Regions from separate parts of the Mus musculus genome. Here all the other regions are linked to region 2. The links are chromatin loops, found by intact Hi-C in ENCODE. Cell type or tissue: heart. All regions are shown on one strand.

Evidence for each region. Peaks named below come from ENCODE experiments on the same cell type or tissue, not always from the same donor. Only the 100,000 strongest peaks of a DNase experiment are listed, where the experiment ranks them.
Region 1: a loop joins it to region 2, with 4 times the contacts of the local background. A loop is called at or near these places in 17 of 42 quality-filtered maps.
Region 3: it touches region 2 in a loop (4-fold over the local background); 15 of 42 quality-filtered maps call a loop at or near these places.
Region 4: it touches region 2 in a loop (15-fold over the local background); 2 of 42 quality-filtered maps call a loop at or near these places.
Region 5: it touches region 2 in a loop (11-fold over the local background); 24 of 42 quality-filtered maps call a loop at or near these places.
Region 6: it touches region 2 in a loop (4-fold over the local background); 2 of 42 quality-filtered maps call a loop at or near these places.
Region 7: it touches region 2 in a loop (6-fold over the local background); 7 of 42 quality-filtered maps call a loop at or near these places.

The regions. Positions count from the first base shown.
Region 1 is chr6:65,525,464-65,529,463 of GRCm38, forward strand. The region is part of intron 1 of LOC108169147 (a long non-coding RNA gene); the gene reads left to right. Among named protein-coding and RNA genes, the nearest start is that of Tnip3, 63 kb to the right of the region's middle. In heart, no CTCF peak of the experiment used is centred here; no DNase peak of the experiment used is centred here.
Region 2 is chr6:66,531,280-66,535,279 of GRCm38, forward strand. It overlaps Mad2l1 (MAD2 mitotic arrest deficient-like 1), which reads left to right and starts at 3,942. Exons shown (of 6, transcript NM_001355624.1): 1 at 3,942-4,000. In heart, CTCF peaks have their summits at 2,199 (motif pointing left) and 3,259 (motif pointing left); no DNase peak of the experiment used is centred here; H3K4me3 peaks cover 513 bases; H3K27ac peaks cover 493 bases.
Region 3 is chr6:67,167,876-67,171,875 of GRCm38, forward strand. No RefSeq gene overlaps it. Among named protein-coding and RNA genes, the nearest start is that of A430010J10Rik, 12 kb to the left of the region's middle. In heart, a CTCF peak has its summit at 2,492 (motif pointing right); DNase peaks (open chromatin) are centred at 686 and 2,586; H3K4me3 peaks cover 1,020 bases; H3K27ac peaks cover 1,132 bases.
Region 4 is chr6:67,265,248-67,269,247 of GRCm38, forward strand. Serbp1 (serpine1 mRNA binding protein 1) reads left to right here and starts at 1,732. Exons shown (of 8, transcript NM_001113565.1): 1 at 1,732-2,162. The coding sequence starts at 1,850. In heart, no CTCF peak of the experiment used is centred here; DNase peaks (open chromatin) are centred at 1,644 and 2,384; H3K4me3 peaks cover 3,322 bases; H3K27ac peaks cover 2,457 bases.
Region 5 is chr6:65,124,062-65,128,061 of GRCm38, forward strand. All of the region lies in intron 4 of Hpgds (hematopoietic prostaglandin D synthase), which reads right to left. Among named protein-coding and RNA genes, the nearest start is that of Hpgds, 19 kb to the right of the region's middle. In heart, a CTCF peak has its summit at 2,236 (motif pointing right); no DNase peak of the experiment used is centred here.
Region 6 is chr6:66,894,277-66,898,276 of GRCm38, forward strand. Gng12 (guanine nucleotide binding protein (G protein), gamma 12) reads left to right here and starts at 2,121. Exons shown (of 5, transcript NM_025278.5): 1 at 2,121-2,251. It overlaps 4930597O21Rik (a long non-coding RNA gene), which reads right to left. Exons shown (of 3, transcript XR_003956381.1): 2 at 1,769-2,741; 3 at 368-884. In heart, a CTCF peak has its summit at 1,979; DNase peaks (open chromatin) are centred at 2,115 and 3,145; H3K4me3 peaks cover 1,962 bases; H3K27ac peaks cover 1,490 bases.
Region 7 is chr6:65,040,557-65,044,556 of GRCm38, forward strand. Smarcad1 (SWI/SNF-related, matrix-associated actin-dependent regulator of chromatin, subfamily a, containing DEAD/H box 1) reads left to right here and starts at 2,035. Exons shown (of 24, transcript NM_001355250.1): 1 at 2,035-2,174; 2 at 2,650-2,889. The coding sequence starts at 2,700. In heart, no CTCF peak of the experiment used is centred here; a DNase peak (open chromatin) is centred at 2,025; H3K4me3 peaks cover 2,144 bases; H3K27ac peaks cover 2,039 bases.

The DNA of each region.
Region 1 (4,000 bases), 1.0 Mb before region 2:
GTCCTTCATGAAAGGCTTAAGCTTTCTCTTTTGAAATCATGTGCCTGTGTGATTATGAGCTCAGGACTGTTAGCAACCAGAACAAGGGTCTGTGTGTTCCAGGTGCGAGATAACAAGGAACTTGTTGCAGGTGTAATAATGTGTGATGTTTCCCTTTCAAATATTCATTTGAGAGCTTTGCCATTTAGGTATTTCATCCATACCACATAGGTTATTGAAATGAACTCCTTGCTATATGAGTACAATTTAGATCAAATTCTATAAATGGCAGCTAATTTAAGTAAGCATATGAATAATTTCACTCCAGTCACTTTCTCATGCTGCTACAGAGTTCATTAATAGCGATTAAATAGGGCTCAATGAAAGCATCATTCGGTGTGATCCATAGCTGGGGAACTTCTCCATTACATTGTGCATGCTATTATGTAATCACGTTAATATGGACTTCTAAAATAATGGGTTGTTTTTAAGAATAAATTCACTAGGTTTATTTAGTCTTTCTAAAGGAGATTAGAAAACAAATTTTCTAGGAATAGTTTAAATATGCTCTCAGAGGAAACTTATTTTAGTAGTGGACAGAACGAGGTAGGCTAGTTGTCTGTGGGCATCATGATGCTGTTTCATTAAGCTGCAAGCACAGCCAAGAAATTTCTTGCTAAGAGATGCTGATAGGCATCATCCTTCTTGAGTTGTCCTGAAGCCCGGAGTGCATTCTGATCCTTGGTGAGGCTTCCACAATTTCATTCCTGCTGCACACGACCTCCAAGGGCCCAGACAAAGACAAGAGACAAGTATTAAAGTATTTATAGAGCGGATCAATTTTCATAAACTATTTTTAATCAACATTTTGAAAGATTAAAATTGCAAACTGCAATGTATTTTGCAGTAAAAAACCCTCCTCATGTCTTTCTTTCCTTTTTACCACCTACATGTGTCTGCATATCTAGCCCTAACATACTTGTCTCTACCACAGATTGTTCCTGCCCGCTGTCTCCATGAAGTATACATTTAATTAAGATATCTTAGCCTCTAGTACAACCTCCCCATTAGATTTGTAGCCGTTGTCCCAGTTTTCAGGATCTAAGTGAGGCACAAGGAAGAACTAATTTGTAATCACAAGAAGCTGAGTCTTAGGTTTGATTACTTCTGTAAAAAGAATCTAAACTCCATAGTAAGCTGGTCTGATCATCTCAGACATCTAAAGACATGGATCTGAAGGGAGCTTGCCCCTTCCATTCTTTTGATCCTCACCTCAAGCTCAAAATAGGTAGAAAGGTTTCCTTCAGTTATAAAAGAGTGTAGACAAGTGCTGTGGGCTATCTATGTCTAGGTGACTCTCAAGGGATGGCACTCTTGTCACTGTGCTCAGCATCATTTTTGAGGTATAGCCATAGTTTTTTTTTCCTTTCAGTTTTAGAGAATACTTTGTCATTAGTCACATATTCTCTTTTGGAAAGTTGTTCAATGTTTTTTTTTTTTTTTCCCCCTGAAAAATACAGCTTACATCATTGAGTTTCCAAACGAAACAAGTAAACTGGTTGTGGCAGCCCATGAATAGAATTCCAGCGACCAAGAGGTTCAGGCAGAAGGGTGAGAAATTTATCCTCCACTAGGTAGCAAATGCTAAGCCAGTCTGGGATACATGCAACCTTGTCAGAAGCAAAAACAGTAGATTGCGGAACACCAAATGTTCTCAGTGGCTTGCCGTTATTGTTGTTAGTTAGTCTGTTTTTGAGGCTGTAATTAAGCATATTCCCCCCTTTCCTTTTCTCCCTTTTCTCATTACCCCATCAGATCACTTGTGTCCTGCTACTTCTCTTTTTCCTCCTCCCACATTCTTCAGTATTTACCCCTCTCCATACCCACAGTACCTCATTTTCCCATTTCTCTATTCTGATTAATTATACTCTACTATCCCCTTACTGTAACTCCCCCACCCCTATCCTAGCCATGGTCTTGTTTTGCTCTCTTAATTTTGGTAGTTGAATAATAATACTCCATAGTGCGTATCTACCACATTTTCATTATCCATTTACCAGTCAGAATTTATTTAGGTTGTTTTCATTTCCTAACTATTGTGACTAGAGCAGCAATGAACATGCTTGGTAGCTGTGGAGAAGGATACTGGTTCCCTTGGGGATATGCCAAAGAGTGGTATAGCTGGATGTATGGTAGCTTTTTTATCTTTTTGAGAATTCTCCCCACCAACTTTCATAATGTTCGCACCACTTTGCAATTCTACAGAGAACAAGGCTCCCTTTCCCCCTTTCCCCTCCAGTATTTGTTGCCAGTTGTTTTCTTGATTTTTGCAATTCTGCCTGGAATAAGATGTTGTTCTGATGTGATTTCCATAATTTTTTGAGGACAATGAATTTTTAAAAGGCATTCCTTAGCCATTTTTACTTTTTTGGGGAACTCTTTCTTCAGGTTCCAGGACCATTTTTTTTTTGAATGGGTCATTTGTTTTGTTTTGTTTCTGACTCTTTGTTTTTCAAATTCACTGTATGTTCTGCATATAATCCTCCAGCCAAGATTATTCCCCATTCTGAGGGCTTTCTCTTTAGAAGGCTGATGATTTCTTTAACAGTTTTAGTTTCTGTTTAGCTTTTTAGTTTCAGGAAGTTCACTTGTCAATGGTTGGCGTTAATGCTTGGCCAAATTGAGTCCAAAACAGGAAGTCCTTTCCTACACCCATGTTATATAGAGTACTGCCTCAGGAATACATGGGACTGCTTTGAAAACAAACACAGTACACTTCCCTTCACCTACACACATTTTAGTAGCACTAAGTGTATCCACTGGCTTCTGAAAGAAGAGCACATGGAGTCGGGGAGGAATAATGGGAGAAATTCCAGGGTGAGAAAGGAGCTAGATTTGGTTAATACACAATGTATGCTTGTATGACATTCTCAGACAATAGAAAGCACTGTAGTGTATTAAAATTAGAGAAATTCTGTTCAGCTTCAGTGAAAAATATGCATTCTTTTTTAATATTACTTGCAGGATAAAATGTAAAACACATAAATAATATCAAAAGCAATTGTTTGACTTATGGTAAGAAACATGTCTGATATGGACAGATTGGAATTTGCCTAAATATGGATTAGTACAGGAAAATTAATTTTTGATTAGAATATCTGTTGCTTATTTGAACACATGAAATAATATTTTAAAATAACAACAAATATTTAGATATAATTGTTCTGAGAGCATCCAACTTATAAAAGCCAAAGAACAGATTCAGATACAAATCTTGGCCCTCATCTCCAGGAGAAAGCCTCCATCAGTGTGGTCCGAGCTCAGCCATCATTTCTGATGGTCATAACTGACTGTCTTTCACTGATTTTCATTGGGAGCCGAGAGACACAGACTTCACTCTTCTGTTGCTCTGTGTAGAACCCAGACTTTGTGCTCCCAGCTTCAGTTCTTTGTGTTTACTTTTGTCAATCTGAGGATGATCACCTGAGTATTGAGCTGCAAGGTGCTTTCTGTGTGGCTCCGGGAATTACACTGTGTATGGTTGATTGACGTTTCCGTGATGACACTTAAAAACACACCATATTCTTCATCTTAAAAAATTTAGTGCAGATTAGAATATCTAGGAACATTACAAAGTCTTGTCTTAGAGAAGCGGAAGCCAAGCAAATAAGCTGGGGTGAGGTTGCAGCAGAGTGATGGATGGCTTACATAGTATAAAAGAATACCTAGATCAATCCCCAGGTTTGTAAACAAACATTGGCCCAGCCCGACCTTTACCAATTTCCCTTTCAAGTAAATGGGCATGTGTCTGGAGGAAGTGATACTGTTAGGAAGAGGCTAAGGACGGAGGTGGGGCTGGCTTACTTGTCGTGGATATGAAAACTACCTATGACAGGTTTTTCCTGAGCTGAACTTCAATAGAGAAGACCCATCTTTAGTCCAACATTTCTGTCCTTCCTCACAGTAGTCCACGTTCATCAATAATTACATTCATGATAACATTTGTAGCTCTTAAAACTCA
Region 2 (4,000 bases):
AGACTTTATATCATTCTCCAAAATTAATTAAACCAATATTTAAGAACTCAATGAAGGGTACACACAAGTCACAGTATAGTTATTAACATGCAAATGCTAGATACTGTGTGATGTATCTGTACTAGAGTCTGAGAGAGAGACAGAGACAGAGGCAGACAGAGAGAACCAACTGGGCCTGGATTAAGCTTCTGAAGTTTCATCCCCTGAAACACACTTCCTCTAACAAGGCCACACCTCCCAACCCTCCTAAGCAGTGGCACTCCCTGACGTTTAAGCATTGAAATACAGGAGCTTATGGGGATTGCTTTTATTCAGACTACTTAGTTACCTAGCAAGTAAGCCCTCTCAGCTAGTACCACGCCCTCAAGACTGGTCACTCAAATATGTGAGCCTGTGGGGTCATTCCTATTTAATCCATCACAATAAGTTTCATTTGCATTTTTAAATATATGCACCTGTATTCTATATAATATATTCTAAATGTATGTATGTGTGTTCACTTTTCCCTCACCAACGATTAAATACGCATAAAATACTAGGTAAGGTTGGCAAGATGGCTCAATGAATGTCCAGTCTGACAGCCTGAGTTCCAAACCCAGAACCCACATGGTAGAAGGAGAGAACTGAGTCCTACAAATTGTCATCTGACCACCACACATGCACACAGCCCCTCACCCCACAAAACAAATAAATATAAAAAATGCAATGTAATCATCACCAACATGATAAAATTGCACTAAATGCCATATGAATAACAAATAACAAAACATGGTAATGTTTTCTAATAATATGCTACCTATTTTTATTGTAAAAATTTATATTAGTTTTCAATAATATTTAGTACTTTAGTTTTACTAAAAAAATAACCATGTATACAATTAGATCACTAAAATTATAAACTGTACCAGAATGGAATGCTGACTTTTCAAAGCCATTTCTGGTCTGGAGGGATGGCTTAGTGATGACCAGCGCTAGCTGCTCTTCCAGACAACCTGAGTCCGGTTCCCAGCACCCAAGGCCTTTGGCTCACCATGGCCTGTAACTCCAACTCCAAAGGATATGACGCCCTCTCTGGCCTACACAGACATTTCACTCACATGCACAAGCCCACACGTGCACATAAATAATAATAAAAATAAAACCTTAAAAGCCACTGCAAATTAATTAAATGTCATCATTAAACTGTATGTTTTCTTTTTTTGTTTGTTTTTTGTTGTTGTTGTTTTTCGAGACAAGGTTCCTCTGTATAGCCCTGGCTGTCCTGGAACTCACTTTGTAGACCAGGCTGGCCTCGAACCCAGAAATCTACCTGCCTCTGCCTCTCAAGTGCTGGGGTTAAAGGCGTGCGCCACCATGCCCGGCTAAAATGTATGTTTTCTTGTTCAGCACCTGAGCCAACAGCAAGGAATTCTTAGGAAGGAAGTATGAGGAATGAGAATAGGACTTTAAGAGATTTACACTTGACAATTTAATCATTAAAGACATGTAATATATGTGTACCCATTACGCATACTAAGTAAGCCCTAAGAAATGATTGACTTAATTCTAATTCTTCACATAAAATGAAAATTACTCAATGTAAGACAAAACTATGGGGTTAAAAGGTAGCTCAGTTGGTAGAGTACTTTTTGAAGAAGTCCTGGTCTTAATTCCCAGCACTGAATAAATATGGCAGGATGATATATACTTGTTATTTTAGCATTCCGTTGGTGGAAGCAGAAAGCTAAGAAATACTGGCTATAATTGGCTACGTAAAAAACTTGATGCCAGCATGGCATACATAAAAGCCTACTGCAAGAATAATACAAAAAAAGAAACCAAGTAACACTAAGTTTTGTGACAAAAAAATTAAAAAAATACTTAAGCCCATATAATAACATTTCTAGTGTGTAAAAATACTATTTTTAAGAAAAAATTAGCAGATTAAAATTTTTCTATGATATTTAAAATAAACCGCTTAGTTTCAAGACCCTTATTTATATATATTTCCAATACGTATGATGCACATATTTTAAATTCTAAAGAGAATATAAATCCGCAGTATATTACAATTCAACATGTCATTCTGCGGTTCACTATCAACACACAAATGCCTAGAAACTATTAATCTCTGTTTTTTCTCCCTTGGTGCACTGAAGCCTTCATTTGCATTGTTTTTCAAAGGTTGCATTGTGTGGTTAAACACTGCCCTCTTCTGGTATCTGGGATTAAATGTGTATCCACACAAAATTCTTTATGGTTTATTACTGCAAAATTTCTTGACAAGTTGTGTGTGTTATTAGTTAATAAGTAAATGTTTTTAGCCCAAATCAAGTAAACTTTTTCTCAAATCATAACCACAACAATAAGGAATCTCATTTGCATTTTTCAAACAAATATGCTATAAAAGGAGACTAAACTAGGGAGTATACATTCTCTAATAAATCTGCCACTAACTAAAAACTGGATCTTGAATTAACTGTGCAACCACTCTAGATCTACTATACTATAATTTGATTAAGTCATTAATGGATTTCTTCAGCCTCAAACTTTATGTGCTTCTAGATTTAGAAAAAAAAAATACTTATTTTAATACCAAGGGGGGGGGTCAATTTCTATTCCTCCCTGTTCAAACATTCTTACCCTAAATAATACACAGCAAGAGTCTACAAAATTGTGAGTCAAAGTAAATATGAGAAACTGAGAATTTTTCAAGTATTTTATAGTATTGCTTTTAATAAATGGGGAGAGAGGTAATGTTAAACCACGCAGTCAAAAGGAAATAGGAAAGAAATCAACCATCAAAGATTCCAGATCTTTTAATGTTTCTGAAATAAATTAGATTAAGTCCAACCACCGTTTGGTAAGAAAGAGCTAGTACCTCACTTTTATCTATACCACCATTTCTTTCCTCCTCATATGTCACAGTTTCTTTCTCTGATGTATTGTTTATACAACTTCCCTGGCATCTGTTTAGTTCAGGCTCTAAACCTTCTTCTTTCTTCTCCTTGTTCTTTCTTCTTCTTCTTCAAAGATTTATTTATTATTATTATTATTATTATTATTATTATTATTATTATATATAAGTACACTGTAGCTGTCTTCAGACACACCAGAAGAGGGCGTCAGATCTCATTACAGATGGTTGTGAGCCACCATGTGATTGCTGGAATTTGAACTCAGGACCTTCGGAACAGCAGTCACTCTTACCCACTGAGCCATCTTCTTAAACCTGCATATGATAGTATCTCTAATAGTCAACTGGTTTCAAAATGCAGTCTGAGTACCAGAGTTAGAACCATTTAGCATAGTTGGAAGATGTGCCATCTCCTGGACACAATACTACTGTACAATATTAAAACTGTAGCATGAATCCCATATGTAATCGTACATGCTCTGGTATAGGCCTTAAACGATCAAAAAGAAAGTACATATGACTAAAAACTTAAAAGCAAGCTAATTGCAAAAAAAAAAAAAAAAAAAAAAAAAAAAAGGAAATCAAGTGTCTCTATCATTTAAATCCTTTGTGGACTTATAAAATCTATGTAGTATAGAAAAATAAAGACATTACTAAATGATTATTAGTGTGTGTGTGTGTACACAATTTGCAGGGGTTCGCTTCTCTACTTGGTGACAAGCATCATTAAGCTTCTGTCCCACCTAGTTCCCTTCATCATATTTAACAAAACCAAAAACCAGGTTCTCCCAGACTTGAAACTATCCTCGAAGCTGAGACCATGCTTCAGGGATGCTCAGACCACGGGTTTGACAGGCAGGTAATCTCAGGACCATCTCTGGGCCGCTTCTAGGTCACCTCATCCGAGGTCCTGCACAGTACGGACCTTGTAGGTCACCAGGACCTGGAACAAGACGCCCCAACCACTCTGCGCTTGCTCATTCGGTCAGCCAGCGAGGGCGGAGCCAGGGCCGGATACAAGTCGCTTTGGGCGGGGCTTTAACCCGTGGTGCAACTGGGCATAGGGCGGAAGAGCCGATGTGGAGCGGAATGTTGAAGAGACCC
Region 3 (4,000 bases), 640 kb after region 2:
ATCTGGGCAAGAGATAGTCAGGCGTTCAAGGAGCAAACAAGTGGGAAAAGATGGAAGTGTTTGGAGGAGACTCGAAGCTTTGTGTTTCCTCTTTGAATCATTTACTTCTCCAGCTAGTTATTCTTTACGTTGTTTGCAAGGTCTTGTCTTTCCCATTTGAAACACAGTTGGCCAGCAGCTGGAGATGCTGAACACTGGCGTGTATAAAACCCTAGACTCCATTCTCAACAGGTTTAAAAAAAAAAAAAAAGGCTAGTCACTTCTGCTCCAGCAAACCAGGTTGTGACTTCCGGGGCTGCAGTGGCTAAGGACAGTGTTGCAGCAACATAACATAATCATAAAGACCTCTGCCTTTATTGTCTGTTTCAGTCTATGCCACATGAAACCCTAACCAAGTTCTTCCACCAGTAAGCCAGTTAAAACAGCCAAGTTCACAGTGAAAGAGCTGAAAACGGAAGAGGGACAAAGAGAACAGCTGATCAGGATTCCTCTTCCAGAGCCAAACGTGAGGTTAGGTTTAAATTGAAGCCAGAGTTGATAGTTTCCTGACTAAAAAAAAAAACTACAATTCCCAGATTCCCCTGCAGCCGGGCAAATCCACATGAAAGGGAGGAGGGACTATGGGAGGAAAGAGTGCTACAGTCATTTTCACTCCTAAAAAGGGTCACAGCCATCTTACCCCCACGCCCAGGCATTCTCAACCACCCCCGTGGATGTGAGTGAGTGTCAGCCAATGAACACGATCCCACCCGTCTAAAGTCAGATGCCTCTCTTTTTCTGCTTCCCATCTCTTTTAAGCCGCCTTAGAAACCTAACAAGTCATGCATATCTAAGCACTCCTGGTGCGTTCCTGCCCACCAGTAATCAATCTTGTTTCAACTCCATTTTCCTGAAAAGTGCAACTTGTCTGGACTCAGCTATGCTTGCTTTCACTTCCTAACAATCCTGGGACTAAAAGTTGCAGAATGCTGATTTGTGGGATGGTTAAGAGGGAACCTGGACTAAACAACTGAATTGATATGTAAATAGAAAACTGGGCTTTTGTTCTGCATGAGATGAGCTAGCAAAAAGTGATAGCACTTCCTTTTTTTTAAGGATTCTTCTCAATCGAGCAGTGGTGGTGCATGCCTTTAATCCCAGCACCTGGGAGGCAGAGGCAGGTGGATTTCTGAGTTCAAGGCCAGCCTGGTCTACAGAGTGAGTTACAGGACAGTCAGAGCTATCTGTCTCGAACCCCCCCCCCCCCAAAAAAAAAGAGCTGAGCTGTCTAGAGAGTGAACAAATCTTTTAGAATGTTTTTAACAGGATTTCTGATTTGGTCAGAAAATCTATAGAGAGAAACACAGCTCTTTTAGAATTTTTTTCCTAATAGGATTTCGGACCTCAGTCTCAGGAACCCAAACGTAGTCCAGGCTGGTCCTTGGAACACTGTGCATAAGTTGGAACCTGCTATGAAGATTTCAGAGTGCATGTGACTCCTGACACTGTGCAAAAGGAAGAGACGAAAAGAAGAGCAGCTTTTGATGCTTAGAAGAATGGACGGCCCTTGAAGATCAAAGGCACTCCCGGGCTAGCTCCATGGTCAAGGCAGCTTATAAAGGAAGGCATTTAGTTGAGGCTTGCTTACAGATTCAGAGGGAGAATCCATCACAAGCATTGCAAGGAATGGGGTGGCAGGCAGGTAGGCAGGCAGGCAGGCAGGCAGGCAGGCAGGTAAGACTCTGGGGCAGTAGCTGAGACCTTACATCCTAATTCCCAGGCAGCAGGCAGAAAATTTGAGACTAGACCTTGTGTATGGTTTTGAAACCTTAAATCCCACTCCCAATGACATATCTCCTTCAATAAGACCGCACTTCCCAATCCTTCCTAAACTACTCACAAACTGGGAACCAAACCTTCAAATAGGCGAGCCTATGGGGGGTGGGGGGGGGGACAATTCTTATTCAAAGCCCTGCTCCTACGTTATAGGTTTCTGATATGGATCAGGTGAGAAAATGCACGTACTTCCCTCTGTCCGATGCGTCATTAAGTGCCAACTTATGATTGCTTACTTTATAAATGTGTGTGAATTGTAACTAAACAATCTTTAAATATGTGATTGCTAAAAAATATTCTCCCCGAAGTCTGTAAAGGCCACATCGGACTGAAGTCAAACCTACGAATACAAGGTTTGACCCAAGTTCCTCCGTGCTGTGAGAGTTGAGGACAGTTTGCACCAAGGGTCATAGTGCACTGGAACTGGAGAGATCTGGCTGTTTTGTGACTGAAATGCAAACAAATCAAATGATGCCATGTGAGCTAAACCCAGGCTTGGATCAAGGTTGATTATATTCGTTCATTCATTCATTCATTCATTCACTCACTGCAATGCTTTCTGAATGGTTTCTGCTCTGAGGGGTCAGAGTATTTGTGAAGTTCAAACTCCTGGGCTAAAAGTTCAAGCTGAGCAATAAGATTAAGCAAGGATCATGTAGAACCTGTTACCAACCTGTAGAGGGAGCTCAGAGCCAGGCAGAATCTCCGCTAACCCACCTGGCTTGCAAATAGCTCGTACAGGACTGGCCAGGTCTCTTGCCAACAAGTGAGCCTTTGTTTAGGAATCATCATGAAAAACCCAGCACCTAGGAGAAATGAAAGCGAAACCTACAGTGGTGGGACCCGTGTCACCCAGCAGCTGCTACTGAGCTGCTTCGCTCTCTGCAGAATTAGAAACAGATCCTTCTACTAAAGTCTATGACTTAATTTTAAATAAATTATAGAGACTAGTTCAGTACAATGGCCTAATAGGTCAGTGCAGAGCATGAGGTTTGGCTTCTGTGTATCCAGGACTCCCTGAGAGTCTGGAGCTTTGCTTCCAAAGGTCTCTGAGGTCAGAGTGGGGTTGGGGTTATGATTCTGGGGTCCCACTGATCACTGCAGGACCTGGAGTTTGTACAGCTGTACGCCCATAGGTTGCTTTAGGCCGTTGACTCTAGCCACAACTCCTAATAGTAGACAAACATCGCTGCAGCGGTCTGAAATTTGTTATTTTAGCTCTAGTAGGTTCATAGAATCCAGAGGCGACCAAGGTCATAGACTTGGAAGAACATGGTTTCAAAACAAATCCACTTCAACAGAAGCATAAAGCATGATAAAGCAACAAAAAAAAATATACTACAACCCAGGATCTATCATCACTCACTGATGAACCCCCTTTAAAACACAAACGTGGGCTGGAGAGATGGCTCAGTGGTTAAGAGCACTGACTGCTCTTCTGAAGGTCCTGAGTTCAAATCCCAACAACCACATGGTGGCTCACAACCATCTGGATTGAGATCTGACGCCCTCTTCTGGTGAAGACAGCTACAGTGTACTTAAATTATAATAATAAAATCTTAAAAAAAAGAAAAGAAAAGAAAACACAAACTTATTACAGAGAAAGCTGAAATGTCTGAAAAAGAATTTAGAGTTTTACTGTTTAGAAAAACTAGCAATCACATAAAAGATTCAAAGATGCACAAGCTAAAATCTATTCAGAACCTTGACAAGACACCCTTCCGAAGTGAATGTAACAGTTAAATTGAAGGCAAAAGTTCAAAATACGAAATTTAGCAAGGAGATTAAAACATTGAAAGCAAATAGCTTGGGTGTGGTGAGGCACTTCTTCAATGCCAGCACCTAGGAGGGAAAGTTAGGCAGATCTCTGAGGATATGAGATCTCTGAGGATATGAGATCTCTGAGGATATGAGGTCAAGCTCTGAAAGGAAGCAACTGTGAACCAACACTGCTATCCCCTGCAAAGCCATCTTTCCAAACTTACAGAAAGATAACAAGACAAACACAAATTAAGGCAACTCATGAGAACCAAGCCATCCCTACAGAAAGTTCTTAGTGGAGTACTTTACAGAAAGGAAGACGAAACAGAGCCCAACTTCAGATAAATAAACTAGACTTGGAAAGGAAAGTATATACAAAACAGCAACTCAATTAAAATGAGAAGGAAAATGATGTGAACAATCA
Region 4 (4,000 bases), 730 kb after region 2:
CTGTGTATTTAGTCAAGGTACTTGGATAGTTTCCACATTTACTGATAGAATATTCTCAAGAGAAGCGTGCTTGCTATACATAAAAACTGTCATGTTGCATGAGTATACGTACAAGAATGTAATGTGGGTCATGAAATGCTGTGGAGCCTTGATTTGAGTAAGAGCTGGAGAGTCTCCTCTGCTCTTACTGTGAGGATTATCCTATAAATGTTCTTACTGATAGTAGCAGACATTCTTTAGACATTAAAAAAAAACACTTTTATCTGTTATTTATTTATGTGTGTTTGAGTGTGAATGTACCACAGTATGAGTGTAGAGATCAGAAAACTACTATGGGAATCCCATTTTGCCTTTCATTCTGTTGATCCAGGAGACGGATTCAAAGGGTTGTTTAAACTTGATTAGTTATTGGAATTTCAGCACTTGTTGTAATTTCTATCAGGACAGAACTTGGTTTACAGAATTGATGTCAACAGTCTCATAGTGCAGCTAGAAGATTGCCACTAGCACTTAAGTGTGACCTTAGTAAGTTTTATCAATTCTGACAGTTTCATCCCTGTGAGAAAGGGATAGTTATTTATCTAAAAGGATGTGAGGATGAAACATTCGTAGCACCTGCTGCCTGAGGTATGTTTTCTATTACATAATGTATCAATGGAAAAGATTTAAAATTATAGTGTGTATTGGCACTGGATTGTCTTAGTGGGATTTAAGGTTCCCAACTAATGTCAGAGTTAGCATATAATTACGAAATTAGTTTCCTCCCTTCACACATAATACCCAATGTACTATAAAACATTTCCTCTTGAGCACATTTGGGGAGCTGGAGACAGGGTTTTTTCTTATGAAATCCCTGCGGTCCTGGAACTTGCTCTGTAGACCTGGTTAGCCTTGAACTCTGCCTCCTAAGTGTTCAGATTAAAGGCATGCGCCACCACCCCAGGCTCTGGAGCACATTTTACTAACACCGCTGACCAGATACCGACAGATCAATTTATCGCGTTGATTCTAGAAAGCGTTTCCACAAACACTGTTTTAGAGGATGGCCGAGCGTGCAGTTGTGCAGTCAGGACTTAACAGCTCTTAAAGCATGGTTGCAATGACCGGAAAAGGCGCGCAACCCAATTAGTTCAACTCCTCTTTTGGATTCCTTCTGCCACGCAGATTCAACCCTGGAACTCCGTTCCACATTAAACCGAATTGCCTTGATTCGTTACGAAGGGTGGAGGGACAGCTCTAGAAATCCAACAGTCAGGGACGAGCAGCCGTGCGGTCGCAACCTACCGGAGGCTACTGTGGCACCCCCCACCCCCCGGAAGTTTTTGAGGCTCCAGTTACTAGGTCTGGGAGTCACCTTGACCCTCCCAGAAAGGTGGGGAAAGTCCTGGCCGGAGACAGAATGAGTGAAACCAAAGACAGAGAACACTTTCGTGAGCAGAAGACGCCCTCACGTTTTCCTGTTCTCAGAGGTATCTAAAGACCGAGAGTTTAAGGGTGACAAGAGCAGGTGGCAGAACTCCGCCCCGTACTCGCTTCCCCACCTTCAGCGAGCACGCTGCACACTTTCCTTGAGATCCCGCCTCTCAGGCGCGCGCGAAGAGTTGCTGCGCAGTGCACGCTGGGAGTTGAAGTTCAGGAGTAGACAGCCATCCCGGGCTAATCAGTTGTGGCCTACAGGCCCCATGGTGCCGTGCGGCGCAGGCCGCTCCCGGATGTGTGCTTGGCGCCGGAAGAGAAGGCGGCCCCCCTCTCTCGGCCCGGCCATCTTGTGGGAAGAGCTGAAGCAGGCGCTTTTGGCTCGGCGCGGTCCGCTGCAATCCGTGGAGGAACGCGCCGCCGAGCCACCATCATGCCTGGGCACCTACAGGAAGGCTTCGGCTGCGTGGTCACCAACCGATTCGACCAGCTATTTGACGACGAATCGGACCCTTTCGAGGTACTGAAGGCAGCAGAGAACAAGAAAAAAGAAGCCGGCGGGGGCGGCGTTGGGGGCCCCGGGGCCAAGAGCGCGGCTCAGGCCGCGGCCCAGACCAACTCCAACGCGGCGGGCAAACAGTTGCGTAAAGAGTCCCAGAAAGACCGCAAGAACCCGCTGCCCCCCAGCGTCGGCGTGGCCGACAAAAAGGAGGAGACGCAGCCGCCGGTGGCGCTTAAGAAAGAAGGTAAAGCCGGGCGAGGCGGTGGGGAGCCCGGGCTGGCGGGCAGGACGGGGGCGTGCGCCGCCGCTTGCTCGTGCAGGCGGCGGGGCCGCAGAGCCCTCGGAGCCCCTTCACGGTGCGGGGAACGTGGCTGGTCCCAAGTCCACGCCGCTCTCTCGGTCGCTTGCTCGCTCGCAGGCTCGGCGGGAGCCTTCCTTCCCGCCTCGGGCGGACGGAGCGTGCTCCGAGAGGGCGGCCCGGGCGTTCCCGCCGATTCCTGCCGGGCGCTAGCCTCCTGGCTCTAGGCGCTCGGGAAGCAGCGCGGGCATTGCTTCCTGCCCGGCGGGCTCCTGGCTGCCGCTGCCTGCTGTGGGCTCCTGCCCTGCCATCTTGTCCCACAATGGCGCGGACCCTCAAGGAAAGGCCCGGGCTCAGAGTTTCCACTTGGGCTGCGTCTCCGTTTGGGGGTCCCTGTTAGAGTGGAGGGAGGGAGGAGTTGCTGTTTGGGTCCCACGTGTGTGTTTTGTGTTGTGCCCTTTCGCTCTTACGTTAGAAGAAGTTCCTGTAACTTACTGGCGAGAACTAAAGTGTTGGAGAGGAGAAGAATTTAGCCCCACTCATTTTAGAGGGAGTTCCGAATAAAAAACTGGTCATTAGTGGAACCCATCTCATGTCTCCATCTCTTCTTCCAACTAACTCCCTGGAGCCCCCAGGTCATAGGGCTTTGCTTGTTCTGGGCCTCGTGGGCGAAATGAGTGCCCAGCCTGTCATGTCCCGGCAGCAGAACTCAGGCTGCAGCTTTTCCTCCGCACGTGCGTAAAGCGTGGTCGGGTCTTCATTGGCGGCTAATGGTCTCTTCAAGGGCACTAGAAGTTTCATAGTTGTTTTGATTTTAGCATTCTTCTCCATTACTGGCTTATTGTGGATGAAAAGGCAAAGCAATTAGGGGCTAAAAAAGTGAAAAATCAATAGCGAGTACATATAGAATAACCTGTGAATCTTTAAAATTGGTATTATGTTAAAGTGCCTCTCAATGCCACGTGCTCATGAAAGGAATTGTTTCTCATTAGATTGTGTTAGGTTTGAAGTTTTTTGGGGGTGGTGGTGTCTTTCAATGAAGGCTTAGAGTAAAACATCCAGTTCCTAGTAGATTTATAAAAGGGAAGAGTTCTATTAATATATTTGGAAGCATAGTCTGGAGTGTTAGAAAACATCACTTGGGCAGAAGTACTGAGCGGATTAAGCTTCTTGACATTACATAGTTGAATAAGACATTTAATTTCTGTGTTAGGGACACTAGATAGTGTTATTTAAACTACTAAAATTTACCTCCTTTATGACTGTAATTCACAGAAGTACATGAATAAGTTGAGTAAATAAAACACATCACATAGATGAACTCAAAAAATGGTCAAAACATGAAGCATGATTTTAAATTATTCAATTTTCATCACAAAGCCAATTTATGATCTTGCCTGTAAACTAGCATAAGTCATCAATGGAGGACATTTTTATTTATAGCCAGGATTACGTTTGTCATTTACTTCAGAAAACTTTTTCACAATAGTAGTCAACCTTTTTTTTAGTTACGTCCAAGTCTTCCATGGGTTGTACTGGGTATTGAACTTAGAACCTTGTCCTTGCTGGGGAAAATTTTGCATTACACATCTCAAACCCTTAGATCACTCTTTAAAACCAGAGTTGATTTTAAATAAGGTTATATATACATATGGGGAAATTTTGAATAAAACTTCCAGTTAGTGCTGTGTGGTGGTGGTTGGTAGACTTGTAAACAAAGTACCTATCTGTAAGAGTGGAAACAATTGTTAACCTATGGTGTGTCCTGTGTCTCGGGAACACAA
Region 5 (4,000 bases), 1.4 Mb before region 2:
AGGATATTCCCATACAAACATTTTATACTCATGTATTATATATGTATATATATACACATATACATCATATTTTCTGCATCCATTTCTATATTTTAGACAGGTAGGCTCTATCACTTGTCTTCTGTGGACACAGCCATCATAAACCTCAATGTGCATGGAAGTGTCTGCGCTGTGCTGATGTAAATACTTGAGAGGCATATAGGCAAGTCATGGTAAATCTGATTTTAGTTTATGAGAAACACCTATGATATTTTCAAACTCTTAGTTTATTGTAATGAAAAGTTATTATGTTTTTAGATGTCTGAAATCCCCTTTTAACATAAGGCCCTTATAATTATGTAGCTCAACTGAAGGAAATAGATGCACAGCAGCCTGTGAGTCTGGGTGCTCCAGTTTGGGTTTCTTCCTCATTACTACACCTGATGGGCATACTAGGCCATAATGAATCATGATACCTGTGGTGGTTTGAATAGGTATGGCCCCATAGACTCATGTGATTGAATGCTTAACCCATAGCAAATAGCACTATTAGGATGTGTAACCTTGTTGCAGGAGGTGTGTCACTGTGGGGACAAGCTTTGAGGTCTTATATGCTCAAGCTATGTCCAGTGACACAGTCTTCTGCTACCTTTGGATCAAGATGTAGCACTCTCAGCTCCTTCTCCAACACCTTACCTGCCTGCATACTGCCATATTTTCTATCAGGACAATAATGGACTAAACCTCTGCAACTGTAAGCCAGCCCCAGTGAAATGTTTCCCTTTATAAGAGTTGGCAATGGTGTCTCTTCACAGCAAAGAACACCCATGGAACCTAAGGCTGTCTCCTCCTTGACAGCCACTGTGCCTTAGCATGAGCTTTGTCTGCCTTGCATATTATCTACAGGACCCACCAACCACTCCTTTCTGATAATCTATGTAAGGTACTGTGAAGAAACAATATCCGGAGAAAGGAAGACAAATGCAGGACACCCATAAAACAGATGGGTGCCTTTATTACATAACTATGTTTTATTTTGTCTCTGAGAACCAAGTCATTAACTCAACCCTCTTTCTTACTGAGAATTGTGTGCTTGCCGACATGGTGGTACACCCTGTGACCTCATATCCCTGGATTAGTTCGAGTTCGATATGAATATTAGTCAAGGCTAGCCTGTATCTCCTGGACAGCTGGAGCCAGTGGGGTGCAGGATGTGGTTGCTCGAAAGTTTTGCAAAGGCCATATGTACTTTCTAATGGTCATGTCCACATTGTCAAGTGCAAATAAAAACTTACAATGCTCACATTATTGATCACTCCTTTAGCTCAAATTTTCTTTACAATTTGTCAAATTATTTCCAACTAATAATATTTAAATTACTACATACAGAACAATCATTTCTTAAGGTCCATTTTTAAGTAATAGGAAGAAATGTAATTGTTAAATCTTTTGCCTTTAGGGGTGTGTGTGTGTGTGTGTGTGTGTGTGTGTGTGTGTGTGTGTGTGTATTTGAAGTACTGGAGAGGCTTTAGGCATTCCAAAAATACTTTGTCACTGAACTAATTGAAATATCTCTCTCTCTCTCTCTCTCTCTCTCTCTCTCTCTCTCTCTATCTATCTATCTATCTATCTCCCTATGTCTGTTTCTTGTTAAATCTAGGTGGCCACTCTTTGACTTGCTGGTGTCTGACATTTCTGCGCTCCTCTTCAGGAACATTGTGAGCTGGGTTTTGCCCCTGAGAAGGATATAGAACGTTGTCTGTTTCTCACAGTTTCCAAATCCTCACTGTTATTCTCTTTCACTGTTGAAACTGCAACTTCAGAATTACGGCTCCCCTGCTAGTCCTCCCACCTGCACACTGCTCTTCAGATGACAAAACCCACATGGGCACACTGGGTAGCCAAAGAATAAGCACTCATAATAAATTCAAGGGAAATTCTGGTGACCAGTGTTCACAGACATATTCTTTCATCTAATCCTTTAAAATTGGAAATGGAATTTTAGCAACAAATACAGAAATAACAGCAATTACTGTATTTCATGCTTTTCTTCAAGCACAATAATGACAATTTTTTTCAGTGAGACTTGTGTGATGCAACTCCACATCTGTAATCCCTACACTTGGGAGACAGGGTCTGGGGAGCTGCAAGCCTAGCCTGGGCTAAATAGCAAAACCCTCTCTCACTAAGAAGAATAAGTTGGTATTACTATCTTACTGCAATATTTTGATTTTGAAAATGCTGCCTGACCACAAGGTGGCAGCAACTGACCCTGCTGCAGGGAGAGAGCAAAACACACTTCATTGATGATGTAGTCGGAGCTATTAGCAATGCCTCTGAAATAGGATCTTTTGTATAATTTGTTCCTGAACCTGAATTTCTATGCTTTCTAAACCTGGTTTTAGACATGTAATAGCAGTGACCACCGTGTTATGCACAATGCTGGAGTATAAATTTTATGAGCAATGGCCAGAGATAGTCTCCTCTGGGATGTGTCCTCTGTCAGGGGTCCTCAGCCATAGAAAAGTAGAAAATGAGAGACCAGCCAAGAAGGAGGCAGACTGCCTTGCAGTGGGCTCTTTGATATCATGGACACAAATCTTTATATATTTTCTTTCTATAACTGGGAACATGATGTATTTGTGTGCTTATATAGACATGTAAAATAGATGTCACACCTGACAAATATAAGAGCAAACTAACACTTAACTCTATAATGTCTAATTGTACTGGCTGAGGTTTACTGAACTCTTTCCACCTTGTCACATGGCTATACTCTATCACTGGGTGCTCCCAACATGCATCAAAGGAGCGCCCCCTTTGGTCTACACTTCACACTCCGAGTTTCAACTTTGATAGGGAATTGCACTGGTAAGAAGGCAATAGGGTTCAAGCCCATTATATATATTTTGGGCAGAGCCAAAATATATTATGTCAAAAAGTCTTTTTACCCTTCTGTCATCAAAGCTGAGCTTTTCAAGACTTTGTCCCGGTGAGTGTTCTCTCTCTCTCTCTCTCTGACTCTCTCTGTCTCTGTCTCTCTCTCTCTCTCTCTCTCTCTCTCTCTCTCTCTCTGTGTCTGTCCATGCACACATCCCTAAGATACCTTATTTATATAAATTATTTGTGCAAATATCTCCAATCAGAAGATCTTAATCATGTAAACAGTATCACAATGCAGGTGATAATTAAAAGGTGAAAATTTAGAACTCAATCATCCACGAGTCAAGTTGAGGACGTCCTCTGAAAGCACAAACTAAGCCAAAAAAAAAAAAAAAAAAAACCCAAAACAAAGCAAATAATGGGAGGTGGAAAAGATCTCAGCCTCCCAGCTCCAGGGGTACTGGGTGACAAAGAGAATACAGGATATAGTGAAGTCACTTTAAAAGCTTTCAAGGATATTTAAACTTTCCAAAGTGTCAGGCTGAATGGACCCATACAGGATGGTGCCAGACTAGAAGGATGGCTCACTTTATAAGATTTCTGCTGCTCAACTATGCTGACCTAAGCTTGGATCTCTAATGCCCACAGATAAGCCAGGCTCTCTATCACACAGCTGTAGCCCCAGCACTGAGAAGCAGGAATGGAAGGGGGTGTGTGCTTTGGTGGTCTGTCAGTCTAGCTGAATTGGTGAGGTCCAGATTCAGCGAGTGTCTCTGTCTCAATCAGTAAGCAGGGGAAGGAGTGAGGAAGCAATTGGACGTCAATCTCAGGCCTACACATGCATGCGCACACATATGTGCACTCACACACAAGAAAGAAAACAAGATGGCACCAAAACACCATTTCTTTCATATACTTGTATATATACATATGTGTTTATGTGTGTGTGTAAAATTTGTTTGCTTGTTTTGTAAGATAGGCTCTCGCTACATAGTCTTGGTTAGCCCAGAGCTTTCTATGTAGACCTGGAGTAGAGTTCCAGGTCTACATAGAAAGAGATCTGCTATCGCTTCTCAGCCTTTTGGCTAAGATCGAGTGTAGGAAGAGATCTTCTTGTTTCTGCCTCCAGAGTACTGGG
Region 6 (4,000 bases), 360 kb after region 2:
AGAATGAAAAGATTTAATACATGTAAGACTCTTAAAGCAACATCTGCCGCACAGGAAGTACGGGTTAAATGTTACCTTTTACCGTTTTGCCTTTTGGCTACTATGATCAGAACCTCCCAACCCTCTGTAGTACAGCTGTCCCTCAGTGCCCACAGGGGATTGGTTCCAGGGCTGTCCTTCATTCATATACTAAAATCCAAGGATAGAAAACTCTCATACAAATGACATAGTATTTGCATATAACTTACCTACATTTTGCATATGATAATGCTTTAGTTATTCCTAGATTGTTAATTATCTAGTCCTGTACAATGTAAATATTAGTTTTGTTATACTGCATTATAAATGAAATAAAGACAAAGAATATACTTATTTATGACAGACTCAATTTTATTTTCAAATACTTTCAATCTGTAGTTGAATTTGAGGATGCAGACCCCTGTGGGTATAAATGATTAACTGTATTTTATTGTTAATTTGTTGCAGGCTGACATTTTAGTACAGAAAAGAAATAAAAAATGAATAATGTGTGAGGGGAGATAAAATAAAAGACCATATTTCAAACAACTTGATGCAATAGACAATTTCTGCACAAGTTTGTACATGATACTGGATTTCTGTTCTCTCCATATGCAGATAACTGTTTAAAGACTAATCGGTGGATACAATTTGAGAAGCCAGACATTCTTCAACGAGCCACTTTGCTTGTTTTTGCCACAGATTAGTGAGAGAAAAATTAAAAGTACATGAAGTACTTAACTGGGCTATATAATGATCCAGAGGTGGAAATCACAACCATAATAGTCCATTCTTGTGTCTGGCCATTCTGTTTAGGGTGCATCTTCAAACTGTCACGATCTGAATCAGCCAAGTGTTTCCTAACACTGTAGAAAGTAGGAAATAAAAGGCAGGCTGTGGTTTGTACCTCAACAAGAACATCCTCTGGAGGCTGCTCAGACCACACTGGCCAAGCAAGGCATTCTTGAGTAAGAGTGCAAACAGGAGTGAATTTAAAGCCTTCAGTGGGATTCAGTACCTAGATCCCAGCATCCCCAAGACCCACTCAACAGTGCATCCTCATCCAATGCTAGTACTTATTTATTTCTGTTTGATCTTTTAAATAATATATTTTATTTATTCTTTGACAATTTCATACAGGTATCCTGATCACACCCAACTTCCCCTCCTACTCTGCCACCCCCAACCCCCAACATGTTTCCCTCCCACCGTCCTTCCTTCCCCTTCCTTCCTTCCTTCCTTCCTTCCTTCCTTCCTTCCTTCCTTCCTTCCTTCCTTCCTTCCTTCCTTCCCTCCCTCCCTCCCTCCCTCCCTCCCTCCCTCCCTCCCTCCCTCCCTCCCTTCCTTGGCACTGAGTCCAATTACTGACCCCTGCTCTCACCCAATAGTAGCATCATTTTAAAAAGAGATCACGATGATTATTAGTGACTCACACCTTGGAGTACTCTAGCCAACTGCTGAGTGTTACCATTTCTGTACATCCATCTCTACAGGACTTAAGCAAGTCCCCCTCAGGTTGATGGTATCTCCTATCACATTTAGCATAATGCTTGACCCCACACAACAGGTGCTTCGTTTTGTTGAATGGCTGTAAGCAGCTTTTGTGGAAGCAAAACTAGCCCTTCAACCTGCCAAACTCTAAATGCTTACAAAACAAAACAAAACAAAACAAAACAAAAAAACAACCTGTCCAATTAATTTATTATGCAGTACTCTGTCCGGTCTGGGACATTCAATAATCTGGCTTTACCTCCATTTCTGGGAAACAACCTCCCTGTTGCCCCAGAGTCCTTTAAATATGACGGTGGCCGTTTCCTCAGACCTTTCTGGATCAGAGCCCCACTTTTGTGTGGGGTTTGGCAGAGCTCATCTTCGCAGCCTGGGGACTGCGGTGTGTGGTCCTGGTGGTGATGTATGGTGGTGGCCTCGCGTGGTTGCCCGGGCCCACCGCACCGCAGCGAGCTGCACCAACCCAGCCGCGGGCACGCGTGTCCTGACCCCCGACGGCCGCAGTTGGGCGCGGCGACCACGTCCCATGCCCGTGGGCCAGAGCGGAGGGGGTGGCGGCGACAGCCCCGCCCACCGGGCCGTGCGCCCCGCCCACGCGCGAGGGGAGGAGCTGGAGCGGAGTAGGGAGGAGAGGTCGGGCGGTCCCGGGAGCGCGGAGAGCCGGACTCCCAGGCGGCGGCAGCAGCGGCGGCGGCGGCGACGACGGCGAAGAGTGAGTGCCAAGGTAGCGCCGGGACCGGACGGGGCGGGGCGGTCGCCGCTACTTCGGGGCCGCCTGTGGGTCCCGCGGGCTGGCAGCGGGCTGGAGCTAGGGAGCGGAGGAAGGAAGCGCGTGCTGCGGGCGCTCTGGGCCGCGGAAGGGGAGTGGGAGCGAGGCCAGCCGGGGCCCACAGACGCGAGAGCCCGCTGGGGCGCGAGTGGCCCCTGAGGCTGGGTCTCCGTAGCTGCCTCGCTCGGCCTCGCCCCGCCGGAGGAAGGCCCGGGAAAAGCCGCCAGGTCGCGGTGGTGCGGGAGGAGCCGGTCGGAGCCGCCACGCACGCCCCTCCTCCGATCTCTAGACGCGCGTGGGTTGGCAGCCTCGGTACTGGGTCTTCACAGGGGGGTGGCGGCGGGTAAGGAGCTGATCGTGGAGAGAATTCGGGTGACACTTCACGAGGGACCCTGCGGCGGTGACTGGAACAGGAAGGTCGGAGTTCAAACTTGAGCCTTGTGTGCTTTTTTTATATTTTTTTTTAAATGTAGCGCCTGAAGCTTAGCCCGTGGGTTTAAAAAACTCCTCTTTATTTTAGTTAGGGCCTGTCAATTAAACTTCATTTTAAGACGCCATTGCTAGTGTCTCCTGACACTCGTTTATCCTTTTAAGTCTGTGGATGCCTTGTAAACTTGACTTAACTTTCACAAAGGGAGCCGTGATTCTTGTTAAACTTTAAGCAACTGGAAATCAGCTGGAAGGATCTGCCGAGGCCTGTGGTCTCGTGGTCCTCCTGTGCGGGCGTGGCTGTGCACAAACAAGTGGGTAGGAAAGGACGCAGCCCCACGCTTGAGCTGGAGGGGAGATCTGTGCCCATGTGCCAGGGCACGTTTAAACGCAGCTCCAAGTGGAAACACTGGGGATGTCTTAGGCCTTGTTGGACGGACTTCACATGATTCGTCTCATTCCGGTCAGTTATTTCCTCTCCCCACTGCTCTTTAGACACTGTTTATATTTCCTGGGGCGATCGTAGCGTCTCCTGAATAGATTGTCTATAATGAATCTTTTGGATGTTGTCAGAGCCAGGCTCTGTGTCTGTGTGTTCTCAATGTTTAAAGCAATAGCTTGGCTGTGTTTTGAGAGTGCTGGTCACCCTGCTGCACCATTGCTTGGCACTTCAAACCATGGATGTAAATTACCTCCGGATTCCAGCCCTTCCCCAGGGAAGCTGGGAAAGCAGTCACTGGAGAACAGTAAGGTTAAATTTACTATGATCAAGCAGTCACTTTCAAGAAAGGAGGGCCACCCTCCCCTTTTAGAACAAAAATGTATATGTCAGCAGGGTCATTTTCCAATAAATAAGCATATGGTCCTCACATATTTTTATATTTTCTCTATATTTTGTCTGTTTCGTACACGTGTACCCCCTTACCCTCTCTTTCAAGCCCCTCCCACTGATCACCTCTTTCCTCCCCACCACATTTTAAAAAGCAATCAATTGTAGATTGCTAAGTGGGCGTTTAGATAAAATATTCAGATCCTTTGCCTCTCTTAACAGTCAGCCAGCACCATAAAGTCCTGGGTGAAGTCCAGTGAATGCTGAACACTAAGTACAATGCAGCTGGATTGAGCACAAGCACGTTACTGTGTAGAACCCAGCACAGTGTGCAGCTCTTAGATTTGTATAGAACCCTATAAGAATAAGGATCTGTGCTTCTCAGGAGACGACAAGTGTGGTATACAGAGGAGGTGCAGAAAGCTCTGAGCTTATTTGAAAGACAA
Region 7 (4,000 bases), 1.5 Mb before region 2:
GAATAGCCATTACAGTATACAGACTACTTTTAAAAGCAGACTTCATGCCCAGCAGTAGGCATTCTACAGAAAACATACCCAGTGGCATATTTGGAAATTTGTTCTTATAATGTCAAGTGGCTTGCATGCATGCTTATTTATTTATTTATTTATTTATTTATTTATTTATATTTTATCGTTTAAAATGTTTATTTGCTTTTATTTATTTTTCTCTTTTTGAATCCACACAGGCGCTTTGGGAACATATTATGGCTTCTGGTTTTGTGGTTTTTGTTTGTTTGTTTGTTTGTTTTGGTTTTTGAGACAGGGTTTCTTTTTTCTTTTTCTTTTCTTTTTTTTACACTGTGGCATGAGTTGTTTTAATTTGTTGTGCTGTTACTAAAGTTCTGAGAGCTGTGGTTCAAACATTCCAAGTTCTCCCATCTTTATTGATTCTCAAAATTTTGTACAGAAAACTCTTTGTGGGCTAGAACAGCAGTACTTGCACCACACTGTTTCCTTGACTTCAAGTTTCAAAAGCAAATTGAGACAGGGTTTCTCTGTGTAGTCCTGGCTGTCCTGGAACTCACTCTGTAGACCAGGCTGGCCTTGAACTCAGAAATCTGCCTGTCTCTGCCTCCCAAGTGCTGGGATTAAAGGCTTCTTTAGAGTCTCAAGGAATAAGGATAAACAAAGTGACTACTAGCCCCAAATTATCTGTCCTTAACAGAATTCTCCTTTCTGGTTGACTGTTATTAGTTGGTTTATGCTCTTACAAACTCTGCGTGTTGAGTCCTGAGTCCCAAGTAGTTCAGAAAGGGACCACATTTGGACATAGGGTCTTCAGAAAAGGTAATGAAGTTAAAATGAAGTGACTAGCACACGCTCCCATATTGTACAAATTATGTTCTCATTAGAAGAAATGTGGACATAGACAAGGTAAGTGCAGGCACAAGAACATGGTGTCACAAGTCTAGAAAGGAGGCCAGAATAGGTCTACAAAATACTTTCAGTGTATTTCAGATCTCAGAGAAAATGTTTCCTTGTGTTTATGCCATCTGGAATGTGCTACTGTTCTATTGTGACTGCTTTGGTTTGGGTATGGTTGGTGTGTGTACTCAAAAGGTGATGTATGTGGAAGAAGCTATTTTCATTTTTTTTCCCGAGCTATTTTCTAGTATAGTAGGGTAGAGAGGTAAGGAAACCTTTTCAGGGTGAGGTCCAGTGATGGGGCCATGGTCCAGACAAGGGATTAATGTTGTTCTCCTTTAAGTAGATTAATCTCAGAGAAGGTGGGCTACCACAGAAAAGGATGTATGAGCTTTCCTTGGTCTGTTGCTTCTTGGTGTGCTATGGGATCATTTCCTGAAAGGATATCCAACATGGTGCACACGTATCACAAATCGACTAGAAGAGAAAATGCCAACAAACAAAACCAAGGAAAATCATGTCAACAGTGGAGAAGCTCAAGCAAAGCCTTTGTGTTGAAAAGTATCAGATATTGTCTCTTACTAATTACTTAGCATCTGCAGGACTGTGTGTGTGTGTGTGTGTGTGTATGTGTGTGCGCGCTCTGTCTCACAGAACACTTGTGGAAGCCAGAGAACAACGTTCAGAATTGGTTTTTTTCCTTTTACTAAGTGGCTCTAGGTGATTGAACTCAGGTCATCAAACTTAGTAACAAGCACCTTTAAAAAGCGCCTTTACCCGCCAGGCCTCAGTTTTTTTTATTTTGTAAAACTGTCTTGTAATGATTGAGATTACACAATTAAAACACTGTCACGTTCGAAACGACGAACATAAATTTAGTGAAAAATTATATTGCATATTGACATTGTGGAACATAACCGACAAGCTCCGAATTAATTGTATCTTGCGACGCCATTTGCTCTCATCTTGTTTTATTGTTTTATTAGCTCTGTAGCCGGCGCGGTGAAAAGGAACCAAGAAACAATTCCAGCCTTAGAATCTAGCAGAGATAGATACAGGTTACCATGACAACGGCGCGCTCAGACATTTTTCTGACCACGCGACGCTTGGGAGAACAAGGCCTGGGCTGCGTGTTGCGTCATCACTACGCGCTCCGTGGCTTGCCCAGCGCTGCCTTGGAAGGTCCCGGCCAGGCTACCGTCGCCTCCCTCAAAGAATTATTTTGTTCTTGTCCACCTTTGTTCCAACGAGGAGCCTGCCAGGCTGTAAGTGCGTGCGTGCGTGCGGGCGGCGGGCTCCCTTCGGCGGCGCGCCGGCCTGTCAAGCTTCCTCCTCGGCCGGGCCTCGCCGCGTCTACTTCCGGGCGGCGCGCCGCTCCCGCTTCGGCCCTTTGTGTTCCCGCGGCGGAGGCTCGGGCCTCGCGGGCTTTGTGGAGGCGGCGGGCGCTCGGTGCGGGCTGCGTGGCGGGAAGGCGGGCGCGCACCTCTGCGGCCCGGGTGAGGACCTCGTGCGAGGGTCGGCTCGGGCTCGTGGGGTCGCGCGGGCCGGGTCGAGGGCGCGACGGGCATTTGGCCGGGACTGCAATCCGCCGTCCCCGTGTGGCCTAACAAAGCACAGCCGGAACCGGGCTCGGGCATCGGTGCGGCCGGACCCCCTTTCTCTGGGAGCCAAGTGTGGTGGCTTTGTGTGGCTCCTTGTTTTCACCGCCTCATCCCCCTGTTTTTTGTTCCCTCCCTGCAGCTAGTTCATTGAAAGCTGTCAGCCCCCTCAGGGTGGTGGTTCCTCCCAATATGAATCTTTTCAACTTGGACCGTTTTCGCTTTGAGAAAAGGAGTAAGATTGAGGAAGCACCCGAAGCAGCCCCTCAGCCCTCCCAGGCCCGTCCTTCGTCACCAATTTCTCTTAGTGCTGAAGAGGAGAATGCTGAAGGGGAAGGTAGCAGGGCAAACACCCCAGACTCAGATGTAACTGAGAAAACAGGTGAGTTACAATGTTGCACACTGATAACAACCGGAGGTGACAGGCAGGAGGGAATCCACTTTTTTGTTACACTTTAATGTTACACAGATTGATACAGTGTTTCCAGTTTTGTGCATTGAAATCCAGCATTGGGACTGCCATAGCCACCAACTACCTGCCAACCCGAGCCTTACCTCCATTGTCTCACTTGTAGGAGTTCTTGGGATTCAGCATAATGGTGGACGCTGAAAGCCGAGTGTAGAGAATTCTTGGGTCAGAATGGCTACTGAGAGAAGAATGTAGGCAGTTCTAGTAGACTTCAAGGTTATTAATTTAGTTACAGGTTTTCATCCATTCTAATATTTTCATTTTTCGCCCCTTGTTCTGTCTCTTTTGTTTGTTTTGAGGCAGGATCTGACTTTGTGGCCTTGGCGCTTGTGTGAAACCGCGTGGACTGGATGGCTTTGAACTTGTGATCCTTCTGCCTCTGCCTCCCAGTTGCTGGGATTCCAGCCACATGTCACCGCACCTGACATCTTTTCCTGGCTTTTTGAAAGCAGTGTCCCTCCCTGCCTTACCTTCTCCAGTGATTGCAGATGGGGTTTCATGCTTCCCCCAGCACTGATCTTTTCTGCAAGCTAGATGTGACAGATGCTTGAAGATAACATCTAGATCCAAATAAAGGTTAAAGAAATACTCCTTCCACCTAACTTTTTGGAAATCTCCAGAATTCACTTGAATAGTTTGTAACTCTTAGTGAATAAAAAAATTCAAACCAATTGTAGCAGAGCATTATGGATAAGCAGAACTGAGGAGTAAGTTCACATGAGGATTTTGAACAAGGATATGACTCACCATAGCGTGTGGAGGTCAGAGAACACGGTGAGAGGTTGGGTCTCTCTCCATCATGGTTCTCAGGATGGAACTCATGTTGGGAGGTTTGTGGGGCAAAGGCTTTTATTTGCAGGCCCATCTGACTGGCCACACAGTAGTTTGAACACTTATTTTTAGGTGTAGTGGGAAGTGCTTCTCATGTGTTGCCTGATAATCTTACAGGTTAAGTAGTCCCATTTTTGGAAATGAGACCCAGGGAGGTTAAGTTTTAAGAACCTATTTAATAGAACCTATTAAA